Regions from separate parts of the Homo sapiens genome. Here region 2 is linked to region 1. A link is an interaction called in ENCODE POLR2A ChIA-PET data of the cell type or tissue named here. Cell type or tissue: MCF 10A. All regions are shown on one strand.

Region 1 (5,000 bases):
TCCGTCTGCCTTCCCAGCCAGGCCGTTCTGACTGAGCTGTCGGATCAGGATCCCTTCAGGCCCCCATGACTCCCAGGAGCCCTGCAGATGGGCTGAACCTACGCTGGACCACACCGTGGCTGATGCAGAGGGAACTCCCCAGCTGCAGGAGAAGGCCAGCTTCACATCCAGCCAGACTTCTTCCTGAGCTCAGGGGCCTGTGCCAGTGGGCATGGCTGTGGAATCCCCAGCCTCTGTGCCAGGGACTGCCTTGGCCAGTGGCTTTGGAGGTGGAGTGGGAAGCAGAGTCCTGTGGTTCGGTCTTCCTGGGGCAGAATGGGTGCGCATGTGCCTGCAGTTCTGCTGTGAGGTCTATAGAGAACTGAGCTGGGATGATTGTGATTCCCAGGCAGGGCTGCCTCACTCCTTTGCTAGGTTTTGCCAGCAACAGAGGAAGGAACCTTTTTATTCCTAAATAGTTCATCTCAGGCCCCCCAATTCTATTTATAGCCCTGTGTTTTGGGGTTTAAAAAAACCTTCCTTGAGATGGGTTGTATGAGGGCTGGAAAGGATATAGATGAGCCTCATTAAGGCAACGGCTCTTTTACCAAAAGGTAGCTATAAGTCAAGACTTTTTATATTGAATTGTATTCTAAATGCTTGAGGACAGCTTGAGATCTGAAAGGCTGTAAAAGCAAACATTTGCTTCTGGTTTTGGTGCATGCCCAGATTTTGCTCAGACAGAGCAGGGTCCCTTTCAGTGATTTTAGGGGGTGCATGCGTGCGTGTGCCTGTGTGTGTGTGTGCAATGTTAGAAGCTACAGAACCTACCTTCCAAACATATAGCTGACATCAGACACTGGGCTGGCTGACAGCACAGAGATCCTGCTGCCCCGCTGTGGGGCCAGGCCTCCCAGCCGCTTCTCCAGTCTTGGAGAAGCCACCAGCGGGGAGCCCAAACCATGGGGGCTCGAGGCCTTGCTCCCCATGCAAGGGATTGAGATGCTGGGGGAATTTGGGGGTCGAGGGGAGAGACCCTCTGAGGGGGGCAGAGGGCGCTGGTGCCCCCTGCCCTGGTTCCCAGAGAAGATGAGGCTCTCACTGCTGCTTCGTGTCTCTCGGGGGACGTCTCTGGAAAGGAGGAGGCCACCACTGCGAAGGGAGCCGAAGGGCGGGGTGACAGAGGGGCTGGAGCAGTGCTGGGGGCCATCGTGGCACCTTGATCTGGCGGAGGTCACCTCGATGTACTTTATGTCTTTGGGGGAGAAAAGCAGAGCATTGGTGAAATGCAGGAGCCTGGACTCATAGAACAGAGAGGCTGGAAGTATCCTCAAGGTCATTCTGTCCCCCCTCTTTTATAGAGACGAGGACACTGAGGCCCAGAGAGGAGAGCCCAACTCCACCTTCAGGGCCCAGTTCCAGTCACCCTCCCTGTGACAACTTCCCTTGGGTGAGGAGATGCAGTAGGGGACCCAGGCCTTGGAATCAGACAGACCCAGGCTTCAGATCTGGCTCTGCCACTTATTTTCTGAGAGAGTTTGGCCAAAAGACTTCACCACCCAGGGCCTCAGTTTCCACACCTGTAAAGTGGGGCAACTGCATTCAGCCTTTTGGTGATACAAAAAGGATGAAGTGAAACTCATGTAGGCAGCACAGCACTGTTCCCGGCACAGACCAGGTGCTTAAAAACTGGGCAACTCTCTCCTTTGTCTGTGCCCTGTTCCTAGGTTGAAATGGCCACTTGATGGGTTGTACCAGTGACACTTTCTGATGCCTCTGCTACTCAGGATGTGTGAAAGTGGTTTCTCTGAGGCTGGGCGCGGTGGCTCACACCTGGAATCCCAGCACTTTGGGAGGCCTAGGCGGGTGGATCACCTGAGGTCAGGAGTTCAAGACCAGCCTGGCCAACATGGCAAACCCCATCTCTACCAAAAATACAAAAATTAGCCGGGCACCTGTAATCCCAGCTACTTGGGAGGCTGAGGTACAAGAATCGCTTGAACCCGGGAGGCAGAGGTTGCAGTGAGCCGAGATTGCGCCACTGCACTCCAGCCTGAGTGACAAGAGTGAAGCCCCATCTCCAAAAAAAAAAAAAAAAAGGAAGTGGTTTCTCTGTACCTGCAGTGAAAGCAGGGATTCTCAAGCTTGGTTACACACTAGACTCACCCCAGGCTGCGCCTTGTGCCAATTAGATTAAACTCTCCAGGGGGTGAACCCAGGCCTCAGTTTTGTTTGTTTTCCAGTTTTTCAGGTGAGTCCAGTAGACCATGAATGGCTCAGCAGGACCACATCACCTGGGCTCCACCCCTACAGAAACATAATCTGCATTTTAGCGAGGCCACCCAGGGCATGTGAATATGCAGTGGAGTCTGAGAACCCTGCTTTGGAGCAGGCACTCCCTGAGCACAGGGCTTGCTGCATTCTTGAGCTATGGATCTCCTGGGGATGGTAGCTGGTACACAGGGGTCACCCAACACACCCCAGGCTGCCGACGCGCTCCAGCGCTCTTTCCACTCCCTGGTCGGGGCATCCAGGACTCTTGGGATTCTGAGGCCTTGTTCCTCTCCCGAGGTCGGCCTTGCAGTGGGCTGCTCTGAGGTTCTCCCCAAGGTGAGGATGAACACCCTTCCTCCTGACCTGGGGGAAGGGAATTGTCCTTGGTGCTGTTCCAGCAAAGCTGGAGGAAGGTGGGGGTTAATGAGCCGCTCCTTTCTGAAGAGTGTGAGTCTTGCCTCTAGCTTCCTGGGATGGAGGCTGGGGAAATTGGGGAGAACGTGCACCCTCAGCTCCCACCTGCCTGGGGCCCTGGCACATGCACTGTTCCTCCCCATTATGACTGTGGAGCCCCAGCCTGCCCCAGCCCGCTCCTGGGTAGGGCCATCTGGCCCTGCTCACAGTTACTGCCTCTGTCTGAGCTTGCTTGGGCCACGGTGGGGGTGGGGAGTTACATCAGATGAGCAAGGGCTGGCAGCTGACTGGGACTTGCTGCTCAGCGGGTGGAGGAAGAGCCTAGCTTTGTAGCAAAACAAACCTGGGGTGAGTCCTGGCTTTGCTGCTTTTCAGCCAAGGGCATTGTGCAACTTTCCTAACCTCTCTGAGCCTCAGTTTCCTTATCTGCAAAGTGAGGATCTGAAACCAGTCTTCCAAGGTTGTGATGAGGATGAAATACAATAGCCGGGAGCCTGGCCCATGGTGAGGCTCGAGAGAGGAGCATTTCCTACCTGCCTGCTTTTTGGGGACAGTATTGGCCAAATGGAGCCCTTTTCTGGCTAAGGTGGGGATCTCTCTGCTTAGAAAGATGACTGCAAGAAGAGAGTGTTTGGGGCACTGCATTGTGGGCTCTGGAAGAAAAGAGATCTTGGAATGGGTTGGATTCTTCTGGAAGGCTGGAAAGCACAACTTCAATTTTTATAGGACTTTATAGTGTTTACACCCATAATCTCCTCTGAACCTTATAATAGCCCTTGAGCAGGGCAGGCATTATTTTTTACAGAGGAGGAAACTGAAGCTTGGAGAAGAGTGGGGATGGAGCTAACACTTAGTGTACAACGATGTTTCACAGAGACTGGTCTTTATTGAGTGCAATGTGCCAGGACCACTACGAACACATTGCTTGTATTAGCTCCTTTAACCCTCATGACAACTCTGTGGAAGTAGGGGATATTATTAATGCCCATATAACAGATGGGAAATCTGGAAGGCTCAGAAAGGTGAAGTGAGTTATCCAATGCTGCACAGCCAGGGAGTGTTGTTGAGCTCTGTTTAGGGACTGCTTCTTCCAGGATGAGGAGGGGCTCCTTGGGAACCTGCTCCAAGGCCTTGCCCTGTGAGAAGGTGCTTGGCTGCTTTGGGGAGGGTCTCTTGGCACAGTGAAGCTCTGGGCTCCCTACTCACTGGGCCATTGAAACATCCATCAGGGACCTTGCTGGGGTCACTGAGTAAGGAGAGCGGGAGGGGAGGGAGGAGCCCCGTGCTCACCTCAAGGTGGGTGTGGCTGGGGGGTGGGGTTGGGGCCTCTACCCATTGCAGGGGTGCAGTCGCTGTTTACTGGCCTGTGGGGCAAGTCTGAGCAGTGCTGGGTGGGTGCCGGCGCCAGCCCCAGGCAGGCGGGTGAGTGGAGGGAGGGCGTGTGGGTGAGGGGTGGAGAGATACTTATTAAATACCCTTCACTTGGGGCGGGTAAACAGCCTTGCCTGGCAGACATTGTTGGAAAATGAAAGTGGGGGGCCTGTTCCAAAGATGGGGTGCGGGGTGTTGGAGAGGATAAAGAAAGGGATATGGTGTTTGCTTCTAGGAACCACATTCTCTGTGGGATGGGGGCCCCCAGGGCAAGTTTAAAGGAAGGCAGGGGCAGGGAACCTGGGGAAGGTTTGTGAAGCACCCAGGAGGTCGCGCCTCAGAAGAGGAGCCTGCAGGCTGCCTCCAAACGGATGGATTCCGTGATGCCCCAGAGGGCAGAAGACTAGACTTTAGAAAGAGAGAAAGGACAGTGGCCTATGGAGCCCAGAGCCTGGGATTTGAGGCCTGACCTATCTCTCCCTGACTGTGTGACTGTGAGCCATCACGTACCCACCCCGAGCCTCAGTTTCCTCATCTGTAAAAGGAGGTTTCCACTATTTCCTTCAAAAGCCAGACACTGGGATCATGGATTACATGGAGTCTTTTTTTTTTTGAGACAGGGTCTCACTCTGTTGCCCAGGCTGGATTACAGTGGCGGGATCTTGGCTCACTGCAGACTCCACCTCCAAGGCTCAAGTGATTCTCCCACCTCAGCCTCCCAATAGTTGGGACTACAAGTTCATGCCATCACACCCAACTAATTTTTGTATTTTTAGTAGAGATGGGTTTTCGCCATGTTGGCCAGGCTGGTACATGGACTAGTTTTTTTTTTTTTTTTTTGTTTTAAGCCTGGGCTGGGTGATATGGCTCATGCCTGTAATCCCAGAACTTTGGGAGGCTGAGGAAGGAGGATTTCTTGAGGTAGCCTGGGCAACATGGTGAGACTCCATCTCTACAAAAAG
Region 2 (5,000 bases), 270 kb before region 1:
CTCAACAACAACAACAACAACAACAAAAGGAAACATGTTTTTCTGTTTCTTCCTCTTAGCCTTGCTCATGTGTGTGTGTGTTTGTGTGTGTGTGTGTGTGTCTGCGTGCCAGCCAGGGAAGAACTGGTTTTGATTTGATGCATATTCAGTTTTTTTTTTTTTTTTTTTTTTTTTTTTTTTTTGAGACAGAGTTTCGCTCCTGCTGCCCAGGCTGGAGTGGAATGGCGCAGTCTTGGCTCACTGCAACCTCCGCCTGCCGGATTCAAGCGCTTCTCCTGCCTCAGTCCCCCAAGTAACTGGTACTATAGGCATGCACCACCACGCCCAGCTAATTTTTTGTATTTTAGTAGAGATGGGGTTTCACCATGTTGGTCAGGCTGGTCTCGAACTCCTGACTTCAGGTGATCCACCCACCTCGGCCTCCCAAAGTGTTGAGATTACAGGCATGAGCTACCACACCTGGCCGCATGTTTAGTTTTTTAACTCTTATTAATGTCAACTTTTAAAAGTAAAAATTTCATATTGTGTTACATTGGTTGCCATCAAGATGAAGATAGGGAAGTTAAGAGTTGGGGAAGGTGGAGATGAATGAAGTCAATTGATGAAGACTAGTAGAATGTAGTGTTTGTTTTTTTATTTGTTTATTTATTTATTTTGAGACAGAGTCTTGCTGTATTGCCCAGGCTGGAGTGCAATGGCACAATCTTGGCTCACTGCAACCTCTGTCTCCTGGGTTCAAGCAATTCTCCTGGCTCAGCCTCCCAAGTAGCTGGGATTACAGGCATGTGCCACCTGGCTAATTTTTGTATTTTTAGTAGAGACAGGGTTTTGCCATGTTGGCCAGGCTGGTCATTTACTAATTCCACCTCACACTTGATACTAGAGTAGTGTTTACCCTAGCTGGTACTGATAAGTTATGTGATAGCACCAAGGTGAAATGCAGGAGAGGTGTGAACATTGGAGTTTTCAGGTTTTACTGATGGCTTTTACGAAGGGAAGAGATTCTAGACTCACTAGGTGTTTTTAGGAAAAAAAAAAGGCAAGAGGCAAGAGACAGAAGTCTTGTTCTGTTGAAGAGAAAATTTTTTTTTGGGTTTTTTTTTTTTTTTTTTGAGACGGAGTCTCGCTCAGTTGCCCAGGCTGGAGTGCAATGGCATGATCTCTGCTCACTGCAACCTCCACCTCCCAGGTTCAAGCGATTCTCCTGCCTCAGCCTCCTGAGTAGCTGGGTGCCATCACGCCTGGCTAATTTTTGTATTTTTGTAGAGACGAGGTTTCACTGTGTTGGTCAGGCTGGTCTCGAACTTCTGACCTTGTGATCTGCCAGTCTCGGCCTCCCAAAGTGCTGGGATTACAGGCGTGAGCCACCGCGCCCGGCCCGAGAAAATTATTAAATGTTCTTTCTTTACTTGTGTTCTCTGATTGGGAGAGTAACCTGGTATATGTTAGTCTGTTTTCCTGCTCTGAAATAACTGTGAAATTCATGGGCTCTTGGTTCAGGCAGCTTCAGCAAACATAGTCTTCTTACAACCCCAGGAAGAGTTGCAGGCTACAAAATATATGTACTTATTTGGGAGTAAAAACCTGCTTAATATTATGCTATTGCAACCTACAGTGTACCTTTTTGGTTTGTTTTTTAAGGGGATTTTGAGATAACATATGGAGGCTCGGTGCTCCTGGGCGGACTTTTGGTACAGCCTGCTTATTTTTTTTTTCTTTTCTTTTCTTTTTTTTTTTTTTTTTTGAGACGGAGTCTCACTTTGTCCCCCAGGCTGGAGTGCAGTGGCGCAATCTCGGCTCACTGCAAGCTCCGCCTCCCAGGTTCACGCCATTCTCCTGCCTCAGCCTCCTGAGGAGCTGGACTACAGGCGCCTGCCACCACGCCCGGCTGATTTTTTGTATTTTTTTTTTTTTTTTTTTTGTAGTAGAGACGGGGTTTCAACTTGTTAGCGAGGATGTCTTGATCTCCTGACCTTGTGATCCACCCGCCTCGGCCTCCCAAAGTGCTGAAATTACGGGCGTGAGCCACCGCGCCCGGCCCAGCCTGCTTCTTTAACATAATGATTTTCCATTTTTCCTATCCTGTCACAGTTTTCCGTTGCTCTGCTTGAGCCAGTCCTATGTAGAAAGTGGCAAATTACACATTTTTTCTCCCCTTTTAGTCTCTGGTGGACATCTTGTCTGTGTCACAGTTTGATACTACCAAATTGAAAGGATTCTTCACTGCTTCAGATGGGGAGGGTGACAGAAGCTGAGCTGTTTCCTGGGTCAGATAATGGCCTCTGTCAAAGCAAAGAATAGTTGTAGAGACACAAACTGGGCCCTTGAAGCTGTGACTAACATTTTGGCAACATGCATCCCTTTGCCAAATAACTTCTTTTCTTCTTGAGTGTGATTGTTGATCTCCTTCTCAAAGTAGGCTCTTGTTGCTACTATTCTTCACACAACTCCCAAGCAAAAGTTGGCAGAGTTCCGGTTGACTGACTGTGTCTTGAGGGATATGCCCCGGATTAGAGTGGATGGGGCGTTCCATGTCAAAATGAGGTTCATTGGCAGATCCTGAGAGCTGCTTTGCAAAGAAATAGAGGCAGTACTCTTTACTGAATGTTCTTGCGGTCCTTTATCTTTCTTCTAAATTCAAGTCTGTTTCTTATTCATCTAGTGATTAAATGCAGAATCATTGCCTTTGCCTAGCTTCGTGGGCATTGTGGAAGAGAAGACAGTATTTCCAACTTTTTTTTTTTTTTTCTTTTCTCACAAGCCATTGAGCCTGAGGAACTACAGGCTAAATTTATGAGCATTTCTTGATATCTACAGAGGGCTACTAAAAAAAAAATGCTGAATAGACCTTTATGGGGAACAACAATGTTAATAGGAAAAAAAGGTGATATGTTTGCTAATGTCTATGTCAGTCTTAACTCTCTTTAAGATTTTGGCTCATTTTGGCTTAAGAGCCTGCAGAAGTATGTAAGTTATCAAATAGGGGAGCCAGGAATTGGTTTCTTCCTTGCCATTTAAGCTTGGCAAAGTTAGAGCAATTTGGAATGGCTATCCAACAATGTGTTCTACTTAGTAAATACTCTCTTGTTTTTCAGGGGATAGTTAGCTAAAGGTAGGGTTATCTCCAATATGTTTTGGGATGGATCGTGAAGATCATTCCCTTTTTATTTTGAGACAGGATCTCTCTCTCTTGCCCAGGCTGGAGTGTGGCGGCGTGATCTGTAGCCTCGACCTCCCCAGGCTCAGGCTCAGGTGTTCTTCCCACTTCAGCCTCCTGTGTAGCTGGGACTACAGGCGCACGCCACTATGCCTCACTAATTTTTATTTTTTGTAGAGATGGGGTTTCGCCATGTTGCCCAGCCTGGTCTTGAACTTTTGCCGGCCTCCCAAAGTGCTGGGATTATAGGTGTGAGCCACCAGGCTCAGCCATTATAATTGATTTTCAAAAAAAATTTAGTTTCTTAAGCTTCATGGATTCAAATTGAGTGCCATTTGGATTTTGAGGCCCCTCAGTGGAAATAATTTGTTTTTAGCAAGTAATTATGATATTTCTAAAGTGCAAATTCACTGACCTACTTTCTGTGCTTCTGGAAATGCTGAATCGAATAATCTTTTTTTTTCCTCCCAATAATCCCTCTGACTGTGAAAACATTCTCCATATGTATTCAGATTGGGATAGTTGGTAAAAAAAAAAAAAAAAAAATTTTTTTTTTTTTGAGATGGAGTCTCGTTCTGTCGGCCAGTCTGGAGTGCAGTGGTGCGATCCCAGCTCACTGCAACCTCCACCTCCCGGGTTCATGCGATTATCCTGCCTCAGCCTCCCGAGTAGCTGGGATTACAGGCGCACACCACCACACCCGGCTAATTTAATTTTTTTTTTTTTGTATTTTTAGTAGAGACGGGATTTCACTATGTTGGCCAGACTGGTCTCGAACTCCTGACCTCGCGATCCGCCCACCTTGGCCTCCCAAAGTGCTGGGATTACAGGCATGAGCCACTGTGCCCGGCCTTTGGAATTTTCTTCTAAGGTAGTACACTAGTATGAGATGCGATGTCTGAGATTTGTGGATAAGTGGACTTTTCCTTCTTCCATTCCTGCCCTCCCAGTGCTCACCTAGTAGGGAGGATGTTTATTATCTAAGATCCAGATGTGAGACATTTAAACTGCTTCTTTCCTTGTCTTAGAAATAAGAACAGAACTGTTTTTAGCAAATTTTATTTTTTTAATTTTTTAAATTTATTATTATTATTTTTGAGACTGAGTCTTGCTCTGTTGCCCAGGCTGGAGTGCAATGGCACAATCTCGGCTCACTGCAGCCTCTGCCTCCTGAGTTCAAGCGATTCTGCTGCCTTAGCCTCCTGAGTAGCTGAGATTACAGGTGCACGCCACCATGCCCAACTAATTTTTGTATTTTTTAGTAGAGGTGGGGTTTCACCTTGTTGCCCAGGCTGGTCTTGAACTCCTGACCTAGTGATCTTTCCGCCTCAGCCTCCCAAAGTGCTGGGATTACAGGCGTGAGCCACCACGCCCAGCCTATTTATTTATTTTTTTTTGAGACAGAGTTTCACTGTGTCAGCCAGGCTGGAGTGGAGTGGCAAGATCTGGGCTCACTGCAAGCTCTGCCTCCCAGGCTCAAGCAATCTCCTGCCTCACCGTGTCAAGTAGCTGAGATTACAGGTGTGTGCCACCACGTCCAGCTAATTTTTGTATTTTTAGTAGAGACGGGGTTTCACCATGTTGGCCAGGCTGGTCTCAAACTCCTGACCTCGTGATCTGCCTGCCTCGGCCTTCCAAAGTGCTGGGATTACAGGTGTGAGTCACTGCTCCTGGCCACAAATGTTATATTTTAAATAAATAATACAAAATTTAAAAGATAAAAAAGTATATAAGCAGGATGGTGGCCATGGAAGTCAGAATCCACTAAGGAGTATGTATCAACTCACCTGCCAAGAAAAAGAAAGTATATAGTGAATACCCTTGGAAACATCTATGTTTGTCT

The links. ChIA-PET counts read pairs that join two places held together with the same protein. Peaks named below come from ENCODE experiments on the same cell type or tissue, not always from the same donor. Only the 100,000 strongest peaks of a DNase experiment are listed, where the experiment ranks them.
Region 2: POLR2A ChIA-PET joins it to region 1 with 5 read pairs; 3 of 35 experiments call an interaction of 5 or more read pairs at or near these places.

What each region holds. Positions count from the first base shown.
Region 1 is chr17:40,487,736-40,492,735 of GRCh38, forward strand. TNS4 (tensin 4) reads right to left here. Exons shown (of 13, transcript NM_032865.6): 3 at 811-1,234. Among named protein-coding and RNA genes, the nearest start is that of TNS4, 11 kb to the right of the region's middle. RefSeq lists an enhancer at 2,752-3,377. In MCF 10A, no CTCF peak of the experiment used is centred here; DNase peaks (open chromatin) are centred at 2,256, 2,916 and 4,006.
Region 2 is chr17:40,222,506-40,227,505 of GRCh38, forward strand. The region is part of intron 1 of WIPF2 (WAS/WASL interacting protein family member 2); the gene reads left to right. Among named protein-coding and RNA genes, the nearest start is that of WIPF2, 5.7 kb to the left of the region's middle. RefSeq lists an enhancer at 2,022-2,593. In MCF 10A, no CTCF peak of the experiment used is centred here; no DNase peak of the experiment used is centred here.